3 separate regions of the Homo sapiens genome follow, and all the other regions are linked to region 2. A link is a loop called in an ENCODE intact Hi-C map of the cell type or tissue named here. Cell type or tissue: PC-9. All regions are shown on one strand.

The links. A loop is a pair of places that touch in the nucleus more often than their neighbours do. Peaks named below come from ENCODE experiments on the same cell type or tissue, not always from the same donor. Only the 100,000 strongest peaks of a DNase experiment are listed, where the experiment ranks them.
Region 1: a loop joins it to region 2, with 23 times the contacts of the local background. A loop is called at or near these places in 5 of 110 quality-filtered maps.
Region 3: it touches region 2 in a loop (3.0-fold over the local background); 3 of 110 quality-filtered maps call a loop at or near these places.

Annotation. Positions count from the first base shown.
Region 1 is chr10:97,727,804-97,735,803 of GRCh38, reverse strand. No RefSeq gene overlaps it. Among named protein-coding and RNA genes, the nearest start is that of ZFYVE27, 5.3 kb to the left of the region's middle. RefSeq lists a silencer at 3,698-3,992. In PC-9, CTCF peaks have their summits at 3,651 and 3,859 (motif pointing right); no DNase peak of the experiment used is centred here.
Region 2 is chr10:97,459,871-97,467,870 of GRCh38, reverse strand. MMS19 (MMS19 cytosolic iron-sulfur assembly component) reads left to right here. Exons shown (of 31, transcript NM_022362.5): 14 at 288-366; 15 at 970-1,095; 16 at 1,286-1,367; 17 at 1,712-1,812; 18 at 1,917-2,066; 19 at 3,858-4,013; 20 at 5,189-5,288; 21 at 5,752-5,854; 22 at 5,975-6,043; 23 at 6,249-6,375; 24 at 6,864-6,964; 25 at 7,120-7,176; 26 at 7,639-7,825. Among named protein-coding and RNA genes, the nearest start is that of ZDHHC16, 18 kb to the right of the region's middle. In PC-9, CTCF peaks have their summits at 3,885 and 4,084 (motif pointing left); DNase peaks (open chromatin) are centred at 950 and 3,960; H3K27ac peaks cover 770 bases.
Region 3 is chr10:97,568,350-97,576,349 of GRCh38, reverse strand. UBTD1 (ubiquitin domain containing 1) reads right to left here. Exons shown (of 3, transcript NM_024954.5): 3 at 5,144-6,212. The coding sequence ends at 5,827. It overlaps ANKRD2 (ankyrin repeat domain 2), which reads right to left and starts at 3,571. Exons shown (of 9, transcript NM_001346793.2): 1 at 3,475-3,571. The coding sequence starts at 3,561. RefSeq lists a silencer at 1,324-1,618. In PC-9, CTCF peaks have their summits at 3,782 and 3,982; DNase peaks (open chromatin) are centred at 1,479, 3,909 and 4,549; H3K4me3 peaks cover 316 bases; H3K27ac peaks cover 4,402 bases.

The DNA of each region.
Region 1 (8,000 bases), 270 kb before region 2:
CTTAGCTTCCATGACACCACCCTCTCCTCTCTTTCCGACCTTCAAGGTCTCCTTAGGGCTTTTCTTCCTACCCCTCAAATGCTGGGGCTCCTTTTGCTACCCTTCTTTCTTCTGACTCAAGGCACTCCGTGAGGATCTCATTCACTCTTGTGGCTTCTGTCAGCTAATGTTTCGTTTCCCGTGTCTATGTCTCCAGCACCTAAAGCAGTACCTGGCACATAGTAGGCATTCTGTTAAGAAGGGTTGCAAGATGTTACCATTGGGGGGTAGTCTGTGGGATCACCCTGTGTTAGTTCTTATAACTATGTATAAATTGACGATTGTCCCAAAAGTAAATGCTTACCCTGTGTAGGTATTTTTCTCAAAGCTCCCTGCTTTAGTTGACTTTGTCAATTACCCGGCATGCGCCAGTCCCAACATAAGTAAGGTAGGAGGGCTTCTCCTCAGATGAATTGCTTGGTTGGTTTTTCCAGCTGTAAAATGGGGATAACCATAGTGGTACCCTCAGTGTGGGGCTGTGATGAGAATTAAATGAGCTAAAGTATGTAAATTCCTGACATGTTATAAGTGTTCAAAAATCGTTAGCAATCATTGTGATTTTTATTTTTACTCAAAGCCCTACCACCACCACCCCTAGCCCAAAAATCAGACAAGAATCCACGAAAGGCCAAAATGTAGAAAGATCCAATTCCCACACATATCACTAAGCCATATACAGAAATCCACTCACCACCCCTTAGAGAAATGGACTGAGCTTTGTGGTGGTCCAGGCCCATCTGCTGGACTCTGCCTCTCCTCCCTTAGGATGGGTCTTTTCCCCGAAAGCTCCTGGGTCTGTCATGCAGATAGCCTCTGAAGGCCCCTCTTCTTCGTTTCCTAACCTGGCCTCAGGTCTGAATTCCAGGATAGGCCATCGCCACTCCCCACCCACTCCCATCCCCCACCCTGTCCACCCCTCTGTACCTTTCTCAGACCACTCTCTTGGTGGATAGTTTCAGTGGCCCCCTGTGACCTCCAGGATAAAACCAAAGCCTGGTGTATTCAACTCTGGCAGTTCTCGGATATGTCACACCTTCTCCCATTACTGTACCTTTCTACAGACTACTCTCACCTTTTTTTTTTTTTTTTTTTTGAGATAGAGTTTTGCTCTTGTTGCGCAGGCTGGAGTGCAATGGAGAAATCTTGGCTCACTGCAACTTTTGCCTCCCAGGTTCAAGCGATTCTTCCGCCTCAGCCTCCTAAGTAGCTGGAATTACAGGCATGCACCACCATGCCTGGCTAATTTTTTGTATTTAGTAGAGATGGGGTTTCACCATGTTGGCTAGACTGGTCTCAAACTCCTTACCTCAGGTGATCCACCTGCCTCGACCTCCCAAAGCGCTGGGATTACAGACGTGAGCCACTGCGCCCCATATTCTTTAGTTGGCCAGCTCTTATTCTTCCTCCAAAATTCAGCTCAGATCTCACCCCTGAAGAAAGACTTCTCTGACACCTTCCCCATCAGCAGCCACTGTCTGGATTACGTGCCCTTCTGACTTGGCTCCGTGGGCCTGCCCCACCCCAGCACTTGGTGCCTCCTCCTCTCTCTAGACAGTGAGAGTCCTGAGGGAACTGCCTATAATTTCTGTGTCCAGCATCTAGCACAAAGGAGGTACCAACAAATGTTCCTTGAATGAGCGCATGCGTGTCAGTTTCCTCTTGGAGCACAGAATTCACATCTCTTTCAACAAAAGCCCCAGAACAATGCCCATTTCTTTTTTCTTTTTCTTATCTTTCTTTCCTTTTTTAATGTAATTTTATTTTATTTTTGAGATAGGGTCTTCTGCTGCTGCCCAGGCTGCAGTGCAATGGTGCAATCATAGCTCACTCTAATTCCTGGGCTCAAACAATCCTCCTGCCTCAGCCTCCAGAGGAGCTGGGACTACAGGTGCACACCACTAACACCTAGCTACTTAATTTTTATTTTTATTTTTTTTTGAAACGGAGTCTCACTCTGTCATCAGGCTGGAGTGCAGTGGCACGATCTTGGCTCACTGCAAGCTCCGCCTCCCGGATTCAAGCGATTCTCCTGCCTCAGCCTCCCGAGTAGCTGGGACTACAGGTGCACACCACCACGCCCAGCTAATTTTTGTATTTTTAGTAGAGACGGGGTTTCACCATGTTGGCCAGGATGGTCTCGATCTCTTGAGCTCGTGATCTGCCTGCCTCAGCCTCCCAAAGTGCTGGGATTACAGGTGTGAGCTACCGTGCCTGGCCAATTTTTTTTTTTTTTTTTTTTTTGTAGAATGAGGTGTTGCTATGTTGCCCAGGCTGGTCATGAATCATTTCTTAAAACAATGACTGTGAAACCAGCAAGAATGAACTGGACAGAAATTCTACCCTCTATGAACTCTTAGTTCAACAGAAGACGCTGACTTGACTGAGCCATGATATAAAGCAGGGGATTCTACTGTAACCGTAGGAGCAGAGAGAAGAGGCAGACTTAATCTAAGTGAGAGGATGGGGAAAGTTTTGTGTTCAACAATGTAGTATTTAAGCTAAGGAGTCCCCACCCTTCTTAAGAAAAATAAATTTTTTTCTTTAATAACCTAAGTACCGGTCAGGCACAGTGGCTCACACGTGTAATCCCAGCACTTTGAGAGGCTGAGGCGGGCAGATCACCTGAGGTCAAGAGTTTGAGACCAGCCTGGCCAACAAGGTGAAACCCCGTCTCTACTAAAAATATAAAAATCAGGCCGGGCGCGGTGGCTCACGCCTGTAATCCCAGCACTTTGGGAGGCCAAGGTGGGCAGATCATAAGGTCAAGAGATCGAGACCATTCTGGCTAACACGGTGAAACCTGGGCTCTACTAAAAATACAAAAAAATTAGCCGGGCATGGTGGTGGGCGTCTGTAGTCCCAGCTAGTGGGGAGGCTGAAACAGGAGAATGGTGTGAACCCAGGAGGCGGAGATTGCAGTGAGCCGAGATCATGCCACTGCACTCCAGCCTGGGCGACAGAGCTAGACTCCGTCTCAAAATAAATAAATAAATAAATATAAAAATTAGCCGGGTGTGGTGGCGCGTGCCTGTAATTCCAGCTACTTAGGAGGCTGAGACAGAAGAATTGCTTGAACCCAGGAGGCGGGGGTTGCAGTGAGCGGAGATCGTGCCACTGCACTCCAGCCTGGGCGACAGAGCAAGACTCTGTCTCGAAAAAATAATAATAATATATATATCCTAAGTGCCTGAAATTCTCACACTGGTAATTTACTCCAAAGGTAAATTTTAGTTTCTTTGCAATTCCTCCTCCTTGGCCTCAGTCTGACAGTGGAGAGTAATAGTATTTGTTTTCTCTTCCAGCAGCTATAGAATTGAGAGATATTATTCAAGAATTTCTAGACATTATCTGGAGGGAACATTGGAGGATACAAGAAGGCTTTAAAAACCAGAAAGGGACAATAGTCGTGGCCTGTAGCGATGAATAAAGGCCTCCCCTTATAATTAAGAGACGGACCAGCTTGACTGTGCTCTCTCGAGTCTAATTCTGATTTTTCCATAATCAAGTTCTAGTTCCTTCTTTCCCTCCTGCAGCATTCTGCCTCAACTCCTGGTGCTGCTGATGTTTTCCCCTTGGTAGCAGACAGGTAGAAGAGACTAAGGGAGAAAATTAAATAATCACTGAAGATAATATCTTACCTTGACATTTTGCAGAGGTTAGTATTTGCTTCAATAAGCAAGTGTGTTTATGGCCCACATACTTGACTCATAAACCTCACTGTGGCCCTTGGAGAAATACTAGGTGGAAATGCTGAGGAGAACAGGCTGGAGAAATCAGGGAAGAGAGAAGGGAATGTCTAAGCATGCCTCCTCCACCAGATGGCTCCCTTGCCCACTCTTATGGAGAAACATGGCATTTCAGAAGCATCTCTTTCAACTCCAAGTTTCTGGCTTTAACCTCTCGTGCCAGCCTCAATGCATTTCTCGCCATTTCCACACTATGCCAGATATTTTCATGCTTCTAGCTGCATTAGTTATCTCTTGCTGTGTAATGAAGTATTTCAAAACTTAATTACTTAAAACAACAATAAGCATGTATTATCTCACAGTTTTTTGGGTTCTGGGTGTTTTTAGTCAGAAAATCAAGAGCAGCTTGGTGATGGTTTTGGCTCAGGCGCTTTCATAAGGTTGCAGTCACATGTTGGTCAAGGCTGCAATCATCTGAAGGCTTAGTGGGGCTGGAGGATCGGCTCCCAGGGTGGCTTCCTCACACAGCTGACAAGGTGATGCTGGCACTCTCCAATAGTGACAAGATGGCAGAAGGTGCCAGGTCCTCCCTCGGGGCTCTCCTGAACGCTTCTTGAGTGTCCTCCTGACATGGCGGATGCCTTAACCCAGAACAAGAGATCCACCAGGGAGCCAGGAAGGAAGCCAAAAGTCTCTTCTGATGCATCCTCAGAAATCACACGCCGTTTTCTTTTTTTCTTTTTTTTTTCTTTTTGTTGTTGTTGTTGTTGAAATGGAGTATAACTCTGTCGCCCAGGCTGGAGAGCAGTGGCATGATCTCGACTCACTGCAACCTCTGCCTCCTGGGTTCAAGTGATTCTCCAGCCTCAGCCTCCCAGGTAGCTGGGATTACAGGCGCCCGCCACCATGCCCGACTATTTTTGTATTTTTAGTAGAGATGGGGTTTCACCATGTTGGCTAGGCTGGTCTCGAACTCCTGACCTCGGGTGATCCACCCACCTCAGCCTCCCAAAGTGCTGAGATTACAGGCGCGAGCCACCACGCCCAGCCTCCATCTCTCTCTCTTTTTTTTTTTTAACTTTTATTTTTGTTTTAGGGGTACATGTGCAGGTTGGTTCCATAGATAAATTCCATGTCATGGGGATTCAGTGTCCATATTATTTTGTCATCCAGTTAACAGGCATAGTATCTGTGTATTTATAGGTAGTTTTTCAATCCTTAGCCTCCTTCAACTTTCCATCCTCCAGTAGGCCCTGGTGTCTCCCTGGTGTCTGTTCCCTTCTTTGTGTCCGTGGGTATTCAGTATTTAGCTCCCATCTATAAGAACATGCAGTGTTTGGTTTTCTGCTCCTGTGTTAGCTCACTTAGGATAATGGCCTCCAGCTCCATCCATGTTGCCGCAAAGGCTATGATCTCGTTCTTTTTACGGCCTTGGTATATATGTACCATATTTTCTTCTTCTTCTTCTTCTTCTTTTTTTTTTTTTTTTTTTTGAGACAGGGTCTCACTCTGTCACCCAGGCTGGAGTACAGTGGCACCATCATGGTTCACTGCAGCCTTCACCTCCTTGGGCTCAGGGGATCCTCCCACCTCAGTCTCCCAGGTAGCTGGGATTACAGGCACGCGTCAACAAGCCCAGCTAATACTTGTATTTTTTTTGTAGAGCCGGGATTTCACCATGTTTCTCAGGCTGGTCTCGAACGCCTGGGCTCAGACTATCCACCTGCCTGGGCCTCCCAAAGTGTTAGGATTACAAGCGTGAGCCACAGCATCCGGCCTGTACCACATTTTCTTTATCCAATCTACCATTGATTCCATCTCTATTAGGCACCTATCACCTTGCATTTCACTCTATCTCTTGAACATGACTGTTTCTCCATTGTTTCCTAAGTTCTAAGAGCAGGGAAACAGATTTAACATTTTGGCAGCCTCAGTTTCTACCAAGTATAGAGCTGTGGCATAGTAGGTACTCAATGAATGCTTGTTTAAAAATGAATAAATAACATGGAAAATAAGAAGTTAGTGGGGGCTGGGCATGGTGGCTCATGCCTGTAATCCCAGCACTCTGGGAGGCTGAGGCGGGTGGATCATGAGGTCAGGAGTTCGAGACCAGCCTGACCAACATGGTGAAAGCTCGTCTCTACTAAAAGTACAAAAATTAGCTGGTCATGGTGGCGCATGCCTGTAATCCCAGCTACTCAGGAGGCTGAGGCAGGAGAAAGCTTGAACCTGGGAGGCAGAAGGTTGCAGTGCCACTGCACTCCAGCCCGGACGACAGAGTGAGACTCCGTCTTAAAAAAAAAATAGAAGTTGGGGATGTGGAGAAATCGGAACCCTTGTGCACTGTCAATGAAAATGTAAAATGGTATAGAAAGCATTGTGGCAGTTCCTTAAAAATTAAAAAATAGAATTACCATTTGATCCAGCAATTCCACTTCTGAGTATATACCCAAAAGAATTTAAAGCAAGGTCTCAAAGAGATATTTGTACACCCATGTTCATTCGCAGATTATTCACAATAGCCAAAAGGTGGAAGCAACCCAGGTGTCCATCAGTGGATGAATGGATAAACAAAATGCGGTATAAACAGAAGATGGAACATTGTTCAGCCTTAAAAATGAAGGACATTCTGACACATGCTACAGCATGGATGACCCTTGAATACATTATGCTAAATGAAATAAGCTAGTGACAAAAAGATAAGTACTGTATGATTCCACTTCTATGAAGTACCTAGCGTAGTCAAATTCAGAGACTGAAAGTAGAATGGTGGTTGCCAGGGGCTGTGGGGAGGAGGAAATGGGGAGTTATTGTTTCATGGTTCAGGGTGGTAGTTTTGCAAGATGAGAAGAGCCATGGAGATGGATGGTGGTGATGGTTGCACAACAGCCAGTATAGACCATGTTGTTTAACAACATGAATGGACTTAATACCATCGAACTGTACACTTGAAAATGGTCAATTTTATGTTATGTGTATGTTACTACAATTAAAAAAATTTTAAGAGGCTGGGCGGTGTGGCTCACGCCTCTAATCCCAGCACTCTGGGAGACAAAGGCCTGCGGATCACTTGAGGCCAGGAGTTCAAGACCAGCCTGGCTGACATGGCGAAACCCCATTTCTACTAAAAATACAAAAATTAACCAGGCATGGTGGCGCTTGCCTGTAATCTCAGCTACTCAGGAGGCTAAGGCACGAGAATCGCTTGAGCCTGGAAAGCGGAGGTTGCAGTGAGCTGAGATCGCGCCATTGCACTCCAGCCTAGGTGACAGAGGGAAACTCTGTCTCAAAAAAAAAAAAAAAAATTAAAGCCGGGCACGGTGGCTCACGCCTGTAATCCCAGCACTTTGGGAGGCTGAGGTGGGTGGATCACGAGGTCAGGAAATTGAGACCATCCTGGCTAATGCAGTGAAACCCCGTCTCTACTAAAAATACAAAAAATTAGCTGGGCATAGTGGTGGGCGCCTGTAGTCCCAGCTACTCGGGTGGCTGAGGAAGGAGAATGGCATGAACCCGGGAGGCGGAGCTTGCAGTGAGCTGAGATCGCGCCACTGCATTCCAGCCTGGGCGACAGAGCAAGACTCTGTCTCAAAAAAAAAAAAAAAAAATTAAAAATTAGTGAATGATATAAACAAAATATATTCTATCCGTTCACTGGAATATTATTCACCATAAAAAATGAGTCTTGAGATCATATTGGAAGACAAAAAAAGAAATGAGTTATTAATACATGCTACAACATGAATGAACCTTGAAAACATTGTGCTAAGTGAAAGAAACCAGACATAAAAGCCACATACTATTCCATTTATGTAAAATGTCCAGAATAAACAAATCTTTTTTTTTTTTTTTTTTTTTTTTTGAGGCAGAGTCTCTCTCTGTCACCCAGGCTGGAGTGCAGTGGCACGATCTTGGCTTACTGCAACCTCTGCCTCCTGGGTTCAAGTGATTCTCCTGCCTCAGCCTCCTGAGTAGCTAAGATTACCAGGCGCCCGCCACCACACCTGGCTAATTTTTTTGTATTTTTACTAGAGATGGGGTTTCACCATGTTGGCCAGGCTGGTCTTGAACTCCTGACCTCAGGTGATCTTCCCACCTCAGCCTCCCAAAGTGCTGGGATTAAGGCACGAGCCACCGCACCCAGCCAGAATATGCAAATCTATAGAGACAGAGTAAATTAGTGGTTGCCAGAGACTGGAAGGAGGGAGGAACTGGGAGTGACTGCTAACAGGTACAGGGTTTCTCTTTGGGGTGATGGAAATGTCCTCGAATTAG
Region 2 (8,000 bases):
CAAGACAAGACCACATCTCTACAAAAAAAAAAAAAAAAAATTAGCTGGATAAGGTGGCACGCATCTGTAGTCCCAGCTACTCAAGAGGCTGAGGCGAGAGAATCACTTGAACCTAGGAGGTCGGGGCTGCAGGGAGCTATAATCATGCTACTGTATTCCAGCCTGGCTGTGGCATAGCAAAACCCCCATCTCTTGGAAGAAAGAAAGAATTTTCCCTATATCCAGAGTAGCAGGATTGAAATCCTTTAAAATATTCTTTGACTCTAGTACCCCTTGAAACGTTACAGAGCAGCCAGCGGCGGACAATCCTTGAAATGCTCCTGGGTTTCTTGAAGCTGCAGCAGAAATGGAGCTATGAAGACAAAGGTGAGGTTGCCTTCCATTGCAGTGCTCTGGGGACTGTTGAACACTTCAGCCTATAAAGGATAGCAGGGCAAAGAGTGCTGTGGAAAAGTAGTCTAGAACAGTGGTCCTATTCTGAGGTTGTAGCACAAGAGAACACTTAACAGATGAGATGGATGAGATCTGTTTATTTTTCTCAGTGTGCTTTCTGGATACCCAATGGATTAAGCTCTTTAAATCTGCCCCAGGAGGCGGGGCATGGTGGCTCACACCTATAATCCCAGCACTTTGGTAGGCTAAGGCAGGCGGAAAACTTGAGGTTAGGAGTTCGAGACCAGCCTGGCCAATATGGTGAAACCCTGTCTCTACTAAAAATACAAAAATTAGCCAGGCCTGTTGGCACATGCCTGTAATTCCAGCTACTCGGGAGGCTGAGGCAGGAGAATGGCTTGAACCTGGGAGGCAGAGGCTGCAGTGATCCGAGATTACGCCACTGCACTCCAGCCTGGGCAACAGAGGCCTTGTCTCAAAAAAAAAATCTACCCCAGGTTGGCTGTGTATCACAGCTTAGTCAGGGATATGGAATGCAGTGGCTTCCTTCTAACCTGGCCTCTGTCTCTTCCCTAGATCAAAGGCCTCTGAATGGCTTCAAGGACCAGCTGTGCTCACTGGTATTCATGGCTCTAACAGACCCCAGCACCCAGCTTCAGCTTGTTGGCATCCGTACACTGACAGTCTTGGGTGCCCAGCCAGGTACATCTTAAGGGAAAGAGAAGAGGAAAATATTGGTCCTTTTCTTGTAAGACTGCCTTGGTGAAAAGCAGCCTTACTATCCTCTTCTTACTGCAACTCTGGATGATTTGGGATTTCTAATAAGAGCTTAGAAGGGTTGTGATGGCTGCAGGGGAAGAAAGATGAGATTCATGTTCCCTTCTAACTACAGATCTCCTATCTTATGAGGACTTGGAGCTGGCAGTGGGTCACCTGTACAGACTGAGCTTCCTGAAGGAGGATTCCCAGAGTTGGTGAGAATTTAAAGCAATGAGATAGAGCAAGCTGTTCCCTGCCTCTGTATTGGCAGCAAAAGATCAAGCTAGGACCAGGGCTCTGTGCTTCTGACCCTTGGCTCTCCTTAGGGGAGGTGAGCTCTGTGTTAGACTCTGGCTGCTAACCAGTTGGAGAGATGTAGGACTGCTCTCTTCTTAGGCTTTAAGAAGCCCTGTCCAACTCAGTGGTGTAGGTACTTGAGTTCTGCTCTTTAGCAAGGAGGCGTTGGGAGCTCACACTCCTGAATCTGCCTAATATCAGACGTAGGCAAGAGAGCTGTGAGCCCAGGCTCAGCCAATGCTTATCTGCTCTGCGCCTCCAGCAGGGTGGCAGCACTGGAAGCATCAGGAACCCTGGCTGCTCTCTACCCTGTGGCCTTCAGCAGCCACCTCGTACCCAAGCTCGCTGAGGAGCTGCGTGTAGGTATGTGTCTCTAATCCTCTGTGGCCCATCCCTTTCCAGCAAGGCTTTGGGGCCTTCGTGCTTCCTATCACACAGTAAACCTTTGTCTCATGGGTTGCTTTCAGGGGAGTCAAATTTGACTAACGGAGATGAGCCCACCCAATGCTCCCGGCATCTGTGCTGTCTGCAAGCCTTGTCAGCTGTATCAACACATCCCAGCATCGTCAAGGAGACACTGCCTCTGCTGCTGCAGCATCTCTGGCAAGTGAACAGAGGTAACTACTAGGAATAACCACCAACGGACTGGGCTGAATAGGGAGCTGTAGTCTCTAAGGCAGTGGTTCTAGCTGTAGCTATACATAAGAGTAACAGAATCAACTCTTTTAAAAGAAAAAAAAAATACTGATGCCTGCGTCCAACTGAATCAGTCTCTGAGGAGGGATGGGACTTAGGCAACAGTACTATTAAGAGTACCCGGCCAGGGCCGCTGCTCTTGCCTGTAATCTCAGCACTTTGGGAGGCCGAGGCCAGCAGATCACTTGAGGTCAGGAATTTGAGACCAACTTAGCCAACATGGAGAAACCCAGTCTCTACTAAAAATACAAAAAATTAGCTGGGCATGGTGGCATGCGCCTGTAATCCCAGCTACTGGGGAGGCTGAGGCAGGAGAATCTCTTGAACCCACAAGGCGGAGGTTGCAGCGAGCTGAGATTGCGCCACTGTACTCCAGCCTGGCCAGCCTGGGCAATAGAGTGAAACTCTATCTCAAAAGAAAAAAAGGGTTGGGCGCAGTGGCACATGCCTATAATCCCAGCACTTTGGGAGGCTGAGGCGGGTGGATCACAAGGTCAGGAGTTTGAGACCAGCCTGACCAACATGGTGCAATCCCGTCTCTACTAAAAATTATCTGGTCATGGTGGCAGGCGCCTGTAATCCCAGCTACTCAGGAGGCTGAGGCAGGATAATCGTTTGAACCTGGGAGGCGGAGGTTGCAGTGAGCCAAGATCATGCCATTGCACTCACACCTGGGCAAACAGGGTGAAACTCCATCTCAAAAAAGAAAAAAAAAAGTGCCGGGCTGGGTGTGGTGGCTCATGCCTGTAATCCCAGCACTTTGGGAGGCCAAGGCTGATGGATCACTTGAGCTCAAGAGTTTGAGACCTAACCAGCCGATGCAACATGGCGAAACCGCATCTCTACAAAAAATACAAAAATTAGCCAGGAGCAGTGGCATGCACCTGTAGTCCCAGCTACTTGGGAGGCTAAGGCAGGAGAATCACTTTGAGCCCGGGAGGCAGAGGTTGGAGCAAGCCGAGATCGCTCCATTGCACTCCAGCCTGACCTGGGCAACAGGAGTGAAGCCCTGTCTCCAAAAAAAAAAAAAAAAATTACCTAGGTAATTTTCATGTGGGATCTGAATTGAGAGGCATCACCCTAAGGCCGTGGTGCTCAAAAGATGGTCTGTTAACCAGCAGCATGGGTGACATCTGGGAGCTTGTTAGAAGTGCAGAATCTCAGGCCCTCACTGATCAGAATCTGCATTTTGACAGTGTACCCTGGTAACTCGTAGACTGTTGAGTTTGAGAAGCACTGCTCCAATGCAAAAGTGACAGCAGCCTGCCCTGTGGGTAGATTCAGGCCCACTGTGGTTGATCCAGCAGCTGTTACATAGTAGAATGAATACTAGACTTGGATTATAACTTGGGCTTGATTCCTGACTTTGCACTTCCTGTGACCCTGGAAAAGCCACTGATCATGTATTTCATTGTGCCTCCATGTCCTTCTCTATAGAGTGAGGGAAATGATACTTCTAAGGTTGTTATGAAAAATAAGGAGAGAATATATACAAGTGCTTCTGCTGCAGAGCCTGGGACAGAGCAAGTCTCAACTATGAAGTCTGAATAGATCAGAAAGAACAGCCAGGAGAATAAAGTGACTCAGCTTTTTAATAAGGCACTCTTGGTCCCTTCAGTCACTCTTCTTTGTTCCTCTCATCTGCTGTGTAATTGGAAACACCTGAAAGTGCTTTTAAGCAAACCTTACAGAGAACACTTTCTCATCAACAGGGAATATGGTTGCACAATCCAGTGACGTTATTGCTGTCTGTCAGAGCCTCAGACAGATGGCAGAAAAATGTCAGCAGGACCCTGAGAGTTGCTGGTATTTCCACCAGACAGCTATACCTTGCCTGCTTGCCTTGGCTGTGCAGGCCTCTATGCCAGGTAACTTTCCACCTCTCCTTCCTGGCCTTTGGGAACTTTGCCCTCTGCTGGTGTTGAACAGCACCACCCTCTGGGTATTGGTGGTACTGTATTTTGTACCATCAGAGGTTTATTTTCAATCCTTTGTCCTCAGAGTGAGATTTCACTTCATAGCAAAGGGTGCCACCCTGACCAGTGGCAGGAACCAAAATCCACTAGTGTTAGCAACATTCAAAAGAATGCACACCTTTTCCCCATGAAGTGCTATGTGATTAGTTTACTTAGAATTGGACTCTGGAGTCAAGCCCACCTGGTTGGGTTTTATCCTCAACTCTACCACTTGCTAACTTAGGTGAAGATATTCAGCCTTTCCACGCTTCAATTTCCTCACTTGTAAGATGGAGATAAAGAGTACCGTCTAGGCTGGCGCCATGGTTCACACCTGTAATCCCAGCACTTCAGGAGGCCAAGATGGGAGGATCACTTGAGTCCAGGAGTTTGAGACCAGCCTGGGCAACACAGGGGACCCTGTTTCTACAAATAGTCAGACATAGTGGTGCACACCTATAGTCCCAGCTGCTCAAGAGGCTGAGGTGGGAGGATCACCTGAGCCCAGGAGTTCAAGGCTGCAGTGAGGCATGATTGTGCCTCTGCACTCGAGCCTGGGTGACAGAGCGAGATCCTGTTCCTGTCTCAAAAAAAAAAAAAAAAAAAACTGTTTCACAGGGTAGTTGGTAAGGATTAAATAAGTTAGTGTATAGTACCTGCCACATAGGAAGTACTCAGTGTATGATAGTTGCTATAAATAATAAGGACCCATGAAGATAAATCTATGTTTTTAATTTTTTCAGAGACCAACATTACTATTTTTTTTTCCTTGCATCTCCAGGGACACCAGGGACAACATTTCTATTTCTTATGTTAAGAATGTTCATCTTAGCTATCCCTCTTTCCCACTGTTGGCCTAGTCTAAAGACTGTGCAGAGTTCTCAGGAGCGCTCTGTGGCCCCAGGTCAGACCACTCCTGTTTCTGGTGCCCTGATTCTCAGGACTATAGCACTACCAGAGACCAGATTAAGAACTGCTGTCGTGGCTAGAGTCAAGCCCCAGAGTCAGTGATGCTGACAGAACCCAATCATTCATTTCTTGAACCCGTCATGGTCTTGTGATTGTGTGCATGTGTGTGTGTTTTGCAGAGAAGGAGCCCTCAGTTCTGAGAAAAGTACTATTGGAGGATGAGGTGTTGGCTGCCATGGTGTCTGTCATTGGCACTGCTACAACCCACCTGAGCCCTGAGTAAGTATAATCATGGATGTGGCTTGAACCCAGGGAGAAGGATAGCATTCTTAGGAAGAAGCAACAGGTAGCTGCCTTGTCAGCTGTCCTTTTACCTATATGTAAATGTGGTGCAGTTAATCGTCTTGTAAGTTTTGTTGACAAAACAAAAGGAAGGGGCTCTTAGCACCATGGACTATGAGGGTGGGAAGCCAGGGCCAGTGGTTCTTAGCCGCAGATGTGCTTAAGAATTACCTGTAGAGCATTTTAAAATATACCTTGACTTCCCAGATGGGAACCTGAATGGAAATGATTACTGGCACATATGTGCCAAATTAATATTTGTTCAATGCATGAATGATCAGGGCATGTCCCATTGACGTGGTGATCCTAATTCAAACCCTAGGTTGAAAAGCACGTCTGTGGAGGAGAGGGCTGCTTTAGAATCCTAGCTCCTTGGTCATACCTAGTACTCTGCCCCCAGGTTAGCTGCCCAGAGTGTGACACACATTGTGCCCCTCTTCTTGGATGGCAACGTGTCCTTTCTGCCTGAAAACAGCTTCCCGAGCAGATTCCAGCCATTCCAGGTAACAGTCTTAGAACTTACATCCTTCAAGCTGGTTTTTTTTTAGGGCTAATCTGGAATGGGTAGAGGGGCAGACAAGCTTATTGCTGGCAGGCTTGATCGGGCTCTCCTTCCTTTATAGGATGGCTCCTCAGGGCAGAGGCGGCTGATTGCACTGCTTATGGCCTTTGTCTGCTCCCTGCCTCGAAATGTAAGTGAGCACATTTGGGAAGTACTGTTATTTAACCTTGACAAGGTGACTCCGGGCTGAAATTTGCCACAGGCTAAGCTGATCTTTTACTTCCCCCACCAGAGAAGTTAGTTCTCATCCGTCCCGGTCCCTGCTGCCACTATGTACTGGTTCTCTTGGAGTTCAAGTGTTCTCTGGGTCCATTACATGGCCAGGTTTTCTGTAGGTGGAAATCCCTCAGCTGAACCAACTCATGCGGGAGCTTTTGGAACTGAGCTGCTGCCACAGCTGCCCCTTTTCTTCCACCGCTGCTGCCAAGTGCTTTGCAGGACTCCTCAACAAGCACCCTGCAGGTACTGAGATCAGACTATGTAAGGAGCCTCCCAGAATCAACTACCCATGAAATCTTATAGCTCAGTACTCATTCTCTTTTTAAAAGGAGCTTGCTAATAACATTAACAGGGCTTCAACTGCTCAAGCACTGTCCTGGGACTGCCCGTGGGAAAAGCGTCAAGACCACAGTTGGGCAGAGCTTTATAGTACCTAAGAAGAGAAGGGAGCACAAAGAGTCTAGTTCTGCCGTCCTACTCCCTACAGTGGGGCTAGTGTGGATAATTCTTTATTGGAAGTAGATGACCCTCTCTTTTCAAATGGCAGCACCTCTGTATTATGAGAATACCAGGCTCTTATGCAGGTGTCCAATCATTTTGTCCACAGGCAAAAATGATATTTTCCCTTTCTAACAGCTTCTCAGGGAGCTCTGCACTTAAAGTGATTTGCATTTCATTGCTAAAGGGAAAATGTGTAGCCTTTATGTCAGCATTTCCTCTCTCCTTTTTAGGGCAGCAGCTGGATGAATTCCTACAGCTAGCTGTGGACAAAGTGGAGGCTGGCCTGGGCTCTGGGCCCTGTCGTAGTCAGGCCTTCACTCTTCTTCTCTGGGTAAGGAGTTGGAGTGGAGTCTGGTTAGCCAGAGAGGCAATTATGTCTGGTTAAATAAAATGTCCCTGTTTGACCCTAAACCATAAACATCTATGTCTCAGGGTTCTCGGGTTTGAGTGTCATTCCCCAATTGCTCTCTCTGTCTCCAATTACAGGTAACAAAGGCCCTAGTGCTCAGATACCATCCTCTCAGCTCCTGCCTTACAGCCCGGGTACGTCCTTTCTGGAGACAGAAGAACCCAGGACCTAAACAAACTTTCTGGTTGCTCCTATTCCTCCCAAGGACTTCCATCCTCCCCTGTGTGTTTTTTGTTTTCTTTTCTTTTTTCTTTTTGGAGACAGGGTCTTACTCTGTCACCCAGGCTGGAGTACAGTAGTGCAATCACAGCTCACTCCAGCCTCAACCTCCGTAGGCTCAAGTGATCCTCCCACTTCAGCCTCGCAAGTAGCTGGGACTACAGGGGCACCCCACCACACCCAACTAATGTTTGTATTTTTTGTAAGAACTGGGTTTGGCCATGTTGCCCAGACTCCTAGACTCAAGCAGTCCACCTGCCTTGGCCTCCCAAAGTGCTAGGATTACAGGCATGAGCCACCACACCCGGCCCCATCCTTATCTTTGGCACTTAAGATTCTTCTTCCCTGATGTACCTCAAAGGCTCTTTTTTCTCCAGCTCATGGGCCTCCTGAGTGACCCAGAATTAGGTCCAGCAGCAGCTGATGGCTTCTCTCTGCTCATGTCTGACTGCACTGATGTGCTGACTCGTGCTGGCCATGCCGAAGTGCGGATCATGTTCCGCCAGCGGTTCTTCACAGATAATGTGCCTGCTTTGGTCCAGGGCTTCCATGCTGCTCCCCAAGGTGAGGAGTCTGAAAGAAGGTCCCCACATATACACATCTCTCCTTTGCTTGGCCACATTCCCTAAGATAATTTAGGGCCCGCTTGCTTCTTTAGAGCTATATTGTGGTCTGTGCCTAGAAGACTAAACTTCTAGATTCTTGTCCCACTTCTTCCTTTCATGGGCGTATCTTGCTT
Region 3 (8,000 bases), 110 kb before region 2:
CTTCTTCTCTCTTTGTGATGTGCTGGCACTCCCATCTCTGCAGTCCCCACCAGGCAGCTTGTGTGGCTATGAGTCCAGGAACAATTGCCCAGGTTGGAGGGTCCTGAGTCAATGTGGCAGCTGGGAAGGAGGCCACCCTTACAGAGCACTCAGGCCCCTTTCCCATTCCTCCCTGAGCTCCCGCATTTGCTCCTTCAGGGTGGTTTTGAGAGCCGATTTCCCAGGTCTTCATTCTGAAGGTTCTGTTAGCCACTGCTTTCTCTCTTTCATGTTGGGCTTCATGGTTTGAGGTCTCAGTGCTGGCCTAATCAGAAACACTGCATCTTCTTCCAAGAATGAAAGATAACCTGGGGCTGCAGCTACTGCTGCATGTGGGACTCTGGCTGGGCTCCTCAGGGAGCATCCAGAGGGCCAGCTTGTGTATTTTTTTTTTTTTTTTGAGACCGAGTCCCACTCTGTCACCCAGGCTGGAGTGCGGTGGTGTGATCTCGGCTTGCTGTAACCTCCACTTCCTAGGTTCAAGCAATTCTCCTGCCTCAGCCTCCTGAGTAGCTGGGACTACAGGCGCATGCCGCCACGCCTGGCTAATTATTTTTGTATTTTAGTAGAGACAGGGTTCCACCATGTTGCCCAGGCTGGTCCAAACTCCTGAGCTCAGGCAATCCGCCCACCTTGGCCTCCCAAAGTGTTGGGATTACAGGCGTGAGCTACTGCACCCGGCTATAAATTTTGTTGTTGTTGTCACATAGATGAGAGGTTTCCATGTTGTCCAGGCTGGCCTCAAATGCCTAGCCTTGCCTCCTTATGCGCCAGGACAACAGGCCTGAGCCACTGTGGCTCCCGAGCTTGTGTCTTAATCATCTTGGTGTCCCCAGCATCTGTGACAGGCTCTAGCACATAGTAGGTGCTTAGTGACTGGTGAATGAATGAATGATCGAATGGATGATGGCAAGCAGACTCAGCATCTCTGCTAACCCTTAAGTTCTCAGTGATGACCTAACCCAGTAAACTCGCCACAGTGGAACTCCAGCCCCTGCACTGGCCTCTGGGGCCCTCTTTCCCCTCCCACCCTGGGGATGGGGCACAGGCTAGACAGAGGTTCTCCTCCAAGAACCCTGCCAGGCTGGGGCCTGGTAGAGACAACTGGGGACTCTAATGCTCACCCACATCTTCCTCAGACCCTACAGCCCTTCATTTCAGGTTTGTCTTTGTGGGCTGGCACACAGTAGGTGCTCAGTAGCTGTTTGCTGCATTGAATGTGAGTTCATGAAACACACAAAGCTCCCACTTTACGTCATAGATTGCTATGCAGATTAAATGGGAGAATGCCTGTAAAATGCTTAGCACAGGGCCTGGCACTGGTGTCCTGACAGCTCTGTAGCTATATTTATTGGATGAATGAACGGAAGACACTGCTCTGCGTCCCCTTGCTGAAGGTCTGTGTGTCTATTGGCAGCACTCCAGAACTGGCATAGCAGCATGACTCACCTGCCTGGCACCAGCCAACCATAGGCACATGCCCTTGGGGGAGGGAGAAGTGGGATTCCTAGAGATCCAGGGATGCTTGCCCCAGCCAGGGCTCATTCCAAGCTCTTTCCTGACCTCATCCCTTCTTCCCTTGGGGTCTTGACCCTTCCTTCCTCCTCACCCCTCATTCAGTCACACTCCTTTTTTTGAATGGCATCTACCTCCAACCTGATTTATCTCCTCCCCTCCATTCCTGCTAGGGCCAGCCTTTTCCAACAAGTCCTTCTCAGGGCCATCAGAGCTGCTTTCCTAAAATAGGTCAGATGACACCAATCTCCCTCACTCAATAACATTTAGTGGCTCCTCACTGCCCACAGAATAAATATCTTTTACATGGCCCTCTCTGGCTTGTGTCTTTCCAGCCTTAGCCCCTACTACCAGACTTTATCAAGACAGCCACGCTTTCACTCATGGAAACTTCAGCTCCTGCATTTCCTGAGGCTGGAATACCCTCCACCATCCTGGACTCCACTGAGTCCCCTTGAAGGCCCAGCTCAGGTATCCTCCTGTCCACAGAGGAGTCCCCTTTTTTTTTTTTTTGAGACGGAGTCTCCCTCTGTCACCCAGGCTGAAGTGCAGTGGTGCGATCTCGGCTTACTGCAACCTCCGCCTCCCAGGTTCAAGCAATTCTCCTGCCTCAGCCTCCTGAGTAGCTGGGATTACAGGTGCCTGACACCATTCCTGGCTAATTGTATTTTTAGTAGAGACAGGATTTCACCATGTTGGCCAGGTGAGTCTCGAACTCTTGACTTCAAGTGATCTGCCCACCTCGGATCTCAGATCTCAAAATGCTGGGATTACAGGCTTGAGCCACTGCACCTGGCCCTGTCCACAGAGGAGTCCTTGAAGGCCCTCAGAACAATTCATGAGCCCCTTGTGTTCCTCCACTTCTGATTCACACCTCTATTTAGTCATTTCTTCCCTTTGCCTTGTTTCTTAGTTGACTATGAAACCAACAAATGGGCTAAAATGAATCCTGGGTTGGTAAAAAGAAGGCAGGGTCTGACCCTTATTGGTCCACCCATTTCTACAGCTCTGGGCTCTTGGCAGAGCCAACACTAGATGAAGTATTAGTTTAAATAAAGTGAAGAGTAGGGGCCGGGCATGGTGGCTCATACCTGTAATCCCAGTACTTTGGGAGGCCAAGGTGGGTGGATCATCTGAGGCCAGGAGTTTGAGACCAGCCTGACCAACAGAGTGAAACCCCATCTCTACTAAAAATACAAAAATTAGCCAGGCATGGTGGTGCATGCCTGTAATCCCAGCTACTCGGGAGGCTGAGGCAGGAGAATCGCTTGAACCCAGGAGGCGGAGGTTGCAGTGAGTCAAGATCATGCATTGCACTCCAGCCTGGGCAACAGAGGGAGACCCCGTCTCAAAAAAAAAAATGCAGAATAGGACAAGCCAGCACCCCCTGCCACCGCTCCACTTCCTTATCCCAGAGAAAATGCAATTGCCCAGAACACCACACGCCAAAGGACTCCCCAAGGGTGGCCAGCAGGCTGGCAAAATCCATGCTTCATTTCCCAGCATCCCTTCCTCACTCTCTTCTTCACTGGCCAAATACTGGAGTTTCCCCTGCCCCAGCCTCCCACTCAGTCACTGGGGCATCACAGGGCCACACATTCCTGAAAGTCCCAGGCAGCACCCAGCTGTCTGCTTTGTACAGCCCACTGTCTCTCAAGGCCCAGGAGGGTGAGCAGTCTTAGGAAGCCCAGCCCAGCTCCCCATCTCACTGACTTAATTTTGAAGGCTGAAGCCTCAGTCTTCTGCTGCCAGCAATACCCCCTGCCAGTAATACCCTGGGACAGGAATGAGGCCCAACTGGGCCCCTGGGGACATCTGCCCCCCTCCCCACCACAGGTGTAGCAGACAGGATCTCCCTCCCCTTGACAGCAGAACTGGATCTCCTCAGACCCCCTTGGGCACCTCCACCCCTGCTCGCACCTCATTCTCCTCCTCCTGTGCCAGCCGCTGCTCGATGAGCGCTGTGGCCCTCTGCACCGCCTCGGAGTCCTCCATGGTGCCGTCCATAACCGCCTCTGCAGGCCACAGGGCCTCGGGGGCTTTATAGGCCAGAGCACCCACCCCTGCCCAGCTGGGCGCCTTTGCCATGAGCTCACTGGCCCAATTCTCCACCTGCCTCCCCCACCTGTCACCTTCACCTCGGGCAGCCCCAGGGAGCAGGGGGAGCCAGGGCCAGGGAGCAGAGCCAGTTGCCCCCCCAACTCCTGGCCTATTAGAGCCGGAGGGCACTGTGTCCCAAGAGCAGGGGTGCAGGAAGGAGCCCGTCCAGCCTCTGTCCTGAGCACTTGGGACTGGTTGGGCCTTAGCCAAGGCAACTGAGTTGCAAAAGGGAACTGCTGGCTGCATGCTCCAGCCCAGATGACAGTGCCACCTGCTGGATGCCTGGAAACCCTGCTCAGCCAGCTCCAGGAAGAGGGCCTGAAAACCAAACGGGGGACCCAGGACAGTTCTGTACTCCCAGGCTGTCCTGCAGACAGGCCCTGCTGGCTGTGAGGAGGGTCACACTCTACTTGTCCAGGCCAGGGCCGTGGTAGCAGGAAGGGCAGCTGTCTCCCTCTCTGATCACAGCTCACGCTGGCCTTCGGCTCTCCGGGGTCCCACATGCTTCCCCGTTAAGCATCACTGCATTTGGCTGGGTGACTTTTAGTCATGAACAAACCTTATCCAATCTGTCTCCTCTCTTGGTAAGTGCTCAGGGGACCTCTGCAGGGCTTACAGAGTCTTGCTTCAAGAAAGGGGTCTCCGGAAAGCACTAAGCCCAGCTAGCGAGGAACAGCAGCTACTCTGGATCCTTCTACCCTCCCAGGGTTTCCCTGTCAGGCCCAGACAGTGCCAGACTTCCCTGGCCAGGAGGCTGCCCATGCTCACTAAGAAGGAAAAATACTCCCAAGTGGAGCAAAAGCAGATCTGTACTTGCTCAGTTCCACACCTGGAACTCGCATGCTGGAGCTCTGAGTCACTGTGACCCAGGTTAATCTGCTAGGGAACTGCAGACACCCAGCCCTGTGCTTCTGTAAGGCTCACCTGGCTGGTGGCTGCCCTTAGCTAAACAGCCTTATATAAGATTCCCTTCTCTTCAGATATGCATGCATTCCCCTAGGAAGCATGAGGAACCGGTTCCTTTTCCTTTCTGGTTCCCTTGCTGGGAAGCTGACACAAACCTCTGACACACGATCTAAATCTGTCAGAGATTTTGCTTTAACATCACGATGGCTACAGCGTCTCCAGGGCCGGAAGTTAGCCCCTCTTGCTGCAGGAGCAGACCACCTTCCTGAGGTGCTGTCTTCGCCTTGCAAGCACTTTCACATCTGTCTTCCTGCTTAATCCTCCCAGCAACTGATGGAGGAGGCAGGGCAGGCAGCATGGCTCTGCTTTAAAGAAAAGCAAAGAGTGGCTTTTCCTGAGGACTCATGAGGACACCAGGGGAGCTGGGATCAGGGCCCAGAAGACTGGCAGTTCCAGGCTCACTCTGCTGGAGATTGCATGCCCAGAGCAGCTGGGGAGGCCAGGCATCCACCTGTTCCCATACCAGAACAGCTCCAGGGGCCCCACAGAGCTGCAGGAGAATTCAGTCAAATGCCAGGCAAGCGAGAAGGAGCAAAAGGCTTTATTGATAAATATGCAGATATGTCTGTCCACAGGGACCTGCTGTGGAGGCCATGACCAGGCTGCAGACCTCCCACTGCCTGGGTTACAGCCAGGACATGGCCCTGTGCAGACCCTGCCACGACAGCCCAGCTGTCCACCACCCGCCTCATCTCTGCCAATTGTGCTGGGGGCAGGGAGAGGCAGAGGCCCGCCTCAGGCTTCCCAAGCCCTGGGGCTCACGGGTGGTTCCCTCCCTTCCAAGGGAGTGGCACTGTGCCCAGGGGAGAGCCAGGGGATGGGGGCAGAGGAGGGAGACAGCAGCTGCTTCAGACCCTGAGCAGAAAACCAGAGTGAGCACAGCTGGCAGCACCAGATGACAGATCTGGGCTCCAGGGGCCTCCTGGTTGGCCCTTGTGGCTCGAACCTGCTTCGGGAGACAGGCAGGGTGAGGGCCCTGTTCGCCTTTTCTCTGACAAGGTTGCAAGGCCCGTGTGTGGCTGCCTGCTCCCTGGGTACCGGGAACTGGTGGCGCGTAGTGCCCTGAAAGGCAGGGTCCCTTCACGGCTCACCCACCAGCCACACCGAGGGGAGGGCCCCTGAAGAAAATGACAGCACTGGAAGGCAGCAGCAGGGTGGGGGCCTAGTGCTCCAGGCGGGGCCTCTTCCCAGGGGTCCGTGGGCCCATCAGTCCTGGGGTGGTGGGGGCTGGTTGATGATGACCTGGATGACAAAATCTTTCTGGATCTTGGTCTCCTGGAGCCGTGTGCGGTCTGTGAGCAGCTTCCCGGAGAAGAACCACCGCTGCCACGATGGCTCGATGCCCTCCTGGGCGTGCAGCTGCCTCTTGAGCTGCCCCACTGTGTCGGGCAGGCTGGCGCTGAGCCTCACGTCCTTGCCCGTGGACAGGCGCACCTTCAGCGGGAACTCACGGCGCACGCTGGGTGGAGGCTCGGGGGGCTCCAGGCTCTCCTCCTCCGTGTGCTCCAGCAGCAGGTTCACCGGCGGTGACAGGCAGTAGATGGGCAGCTGGTAGCGATTGCCCAGCTCATCGTAGCATTCACAGAGGGTGCCTGTAGGAGAGGCAGGGCTGTCAGAGTCAGCTTGGGGATCCACTATCATGGATTAAATGTTTGGGTCCCCCCAAATTCATATGGTGAAACTCTAACCCCCAATGTGACTGTATTTGGACATGGGGCCTATACAGAAATAAATAAAGTTAAATGAGGTCATAGCGTGGGGCCCTGACCTTCTGACCCCTTGATGGGAAAAATGGTCCTTTTTTTTTTTTTCTTTTGAGACAAGATCTCCCTATGTTGCCTAGGCTAGTCTCGAACTCCTGGGCTCATGCAATCCTCCCACCTCAGCCTCCCGAGCAGCTGAGACTACAGGTGTGCTCCACTGCCCTGGCTTACAGTTCTTGTAGAGACACTAGAGCACTATCTCACTCTCCACTCGCTCCCCATGTGAGGACACAGCAAGAAGACGGACACCTGCAAGCCAGCAACAGAGTCCTCACCAAAACCTGAACCAGCCAGCACCATGATGCCGGATTTCCCAGCCTCCAGAACTGTGGAAAATAAATGTCTCTTGATTAAGTCACCCAGCATGTGGTATTTTGTTACAGGAGCCTGAGCAGACTAATACACCTGCCATGGCCACCCCACAGTCAGATCTCCCTAGGACAGCCTGATGACCAGGTGTACAGGGCTGGAGTCAGGAAGACCTGAGCTGGCATCCCAGCTCCACCAGGTACTGGCTTGTTCATCCTGGCATATTATTTTTCACTTCTTCACATGTGCCAGGTGCTGGGGTTACAGGGATGAATGAAATAGCACAGCTCTGCTCTCCATGGGCCTTAGTGTCCTTACTGGCAAAACGTAATGCATGGAGAAATATGTTTATTGTCTCTTGAGCACCTACTAAGTGCTGGGACTGGACTAAATGATGTTATGTGTATCTTACTGAATCCTAATAATCATCTCCCCTTTACAGTCGTAAGGCAGTCAGGCTCTAAATTCGAGAAGCTCCTTGCTAAAGCCAAGACAGTTAGGAAAGGGAAACATTCAGACTGAAACCCAGGTCTGTGGCCAGGCGCAGTGGCTCACGCCTGTAATCCCAGCACTTCGGGAGGCCAAGGCGGGCGGATCACCTGCAGTTGGAAGTTTGAGACCAGCCTGACCAACATGGAGAAACCCTGTCTCTACTAAAAATACAAAATTAGCTGGGCGTGATGGCGCATGCCTGTAATCCCAGCTACTCAGGAGGCTGAGACAGGAGAATCACTTGAACCCAGGCGGCGCAGGTTGCGGTGAGCCGAGATCGCTCCACTGCATTCCAGCCTGGGCAACAAGAGGGAAACTCCGTCTCAAAAAAAAAGAAACTCAAGTCTGTGATTCTAGGGCTCCACTGTCACCCTCTGCTTTACATGGCCCCATAAGACTGCTATGAACTTACGTGAGCTAATGCAGTGGAAGTTTCTAGTTCGGTGTCCAGCACATAACAACCCAATAAAAGGTCAGTGCCTTTGGGAGGCTGAGGCCAGTGGATCACTGGAGCTTAGGAGTTTGAGACCAGCCTGGCCAACATGGTGAAACCCCGTCTCTACTAAAAATACGAAAATTAGCCAGGCATGGTGGCACATGCCTGTAATCCCAGCTACTCAGGAGGCTGAGGCAGGAGAATTGCTTGAACTCAGGAGGTGAAGGATGCAGTGAACCGAGATCCCACCACTGAGCCTCAGCCTAGCCAACAGAGCAAGTAAGACTCCATCTCAAAAAAAAAAATAAAATAAAAAGGTCAGTGCCTTGGATGTTCTGGGGTCCCAAAGTGCATTTGTGACACTGCTTTGCAGGTTTGTT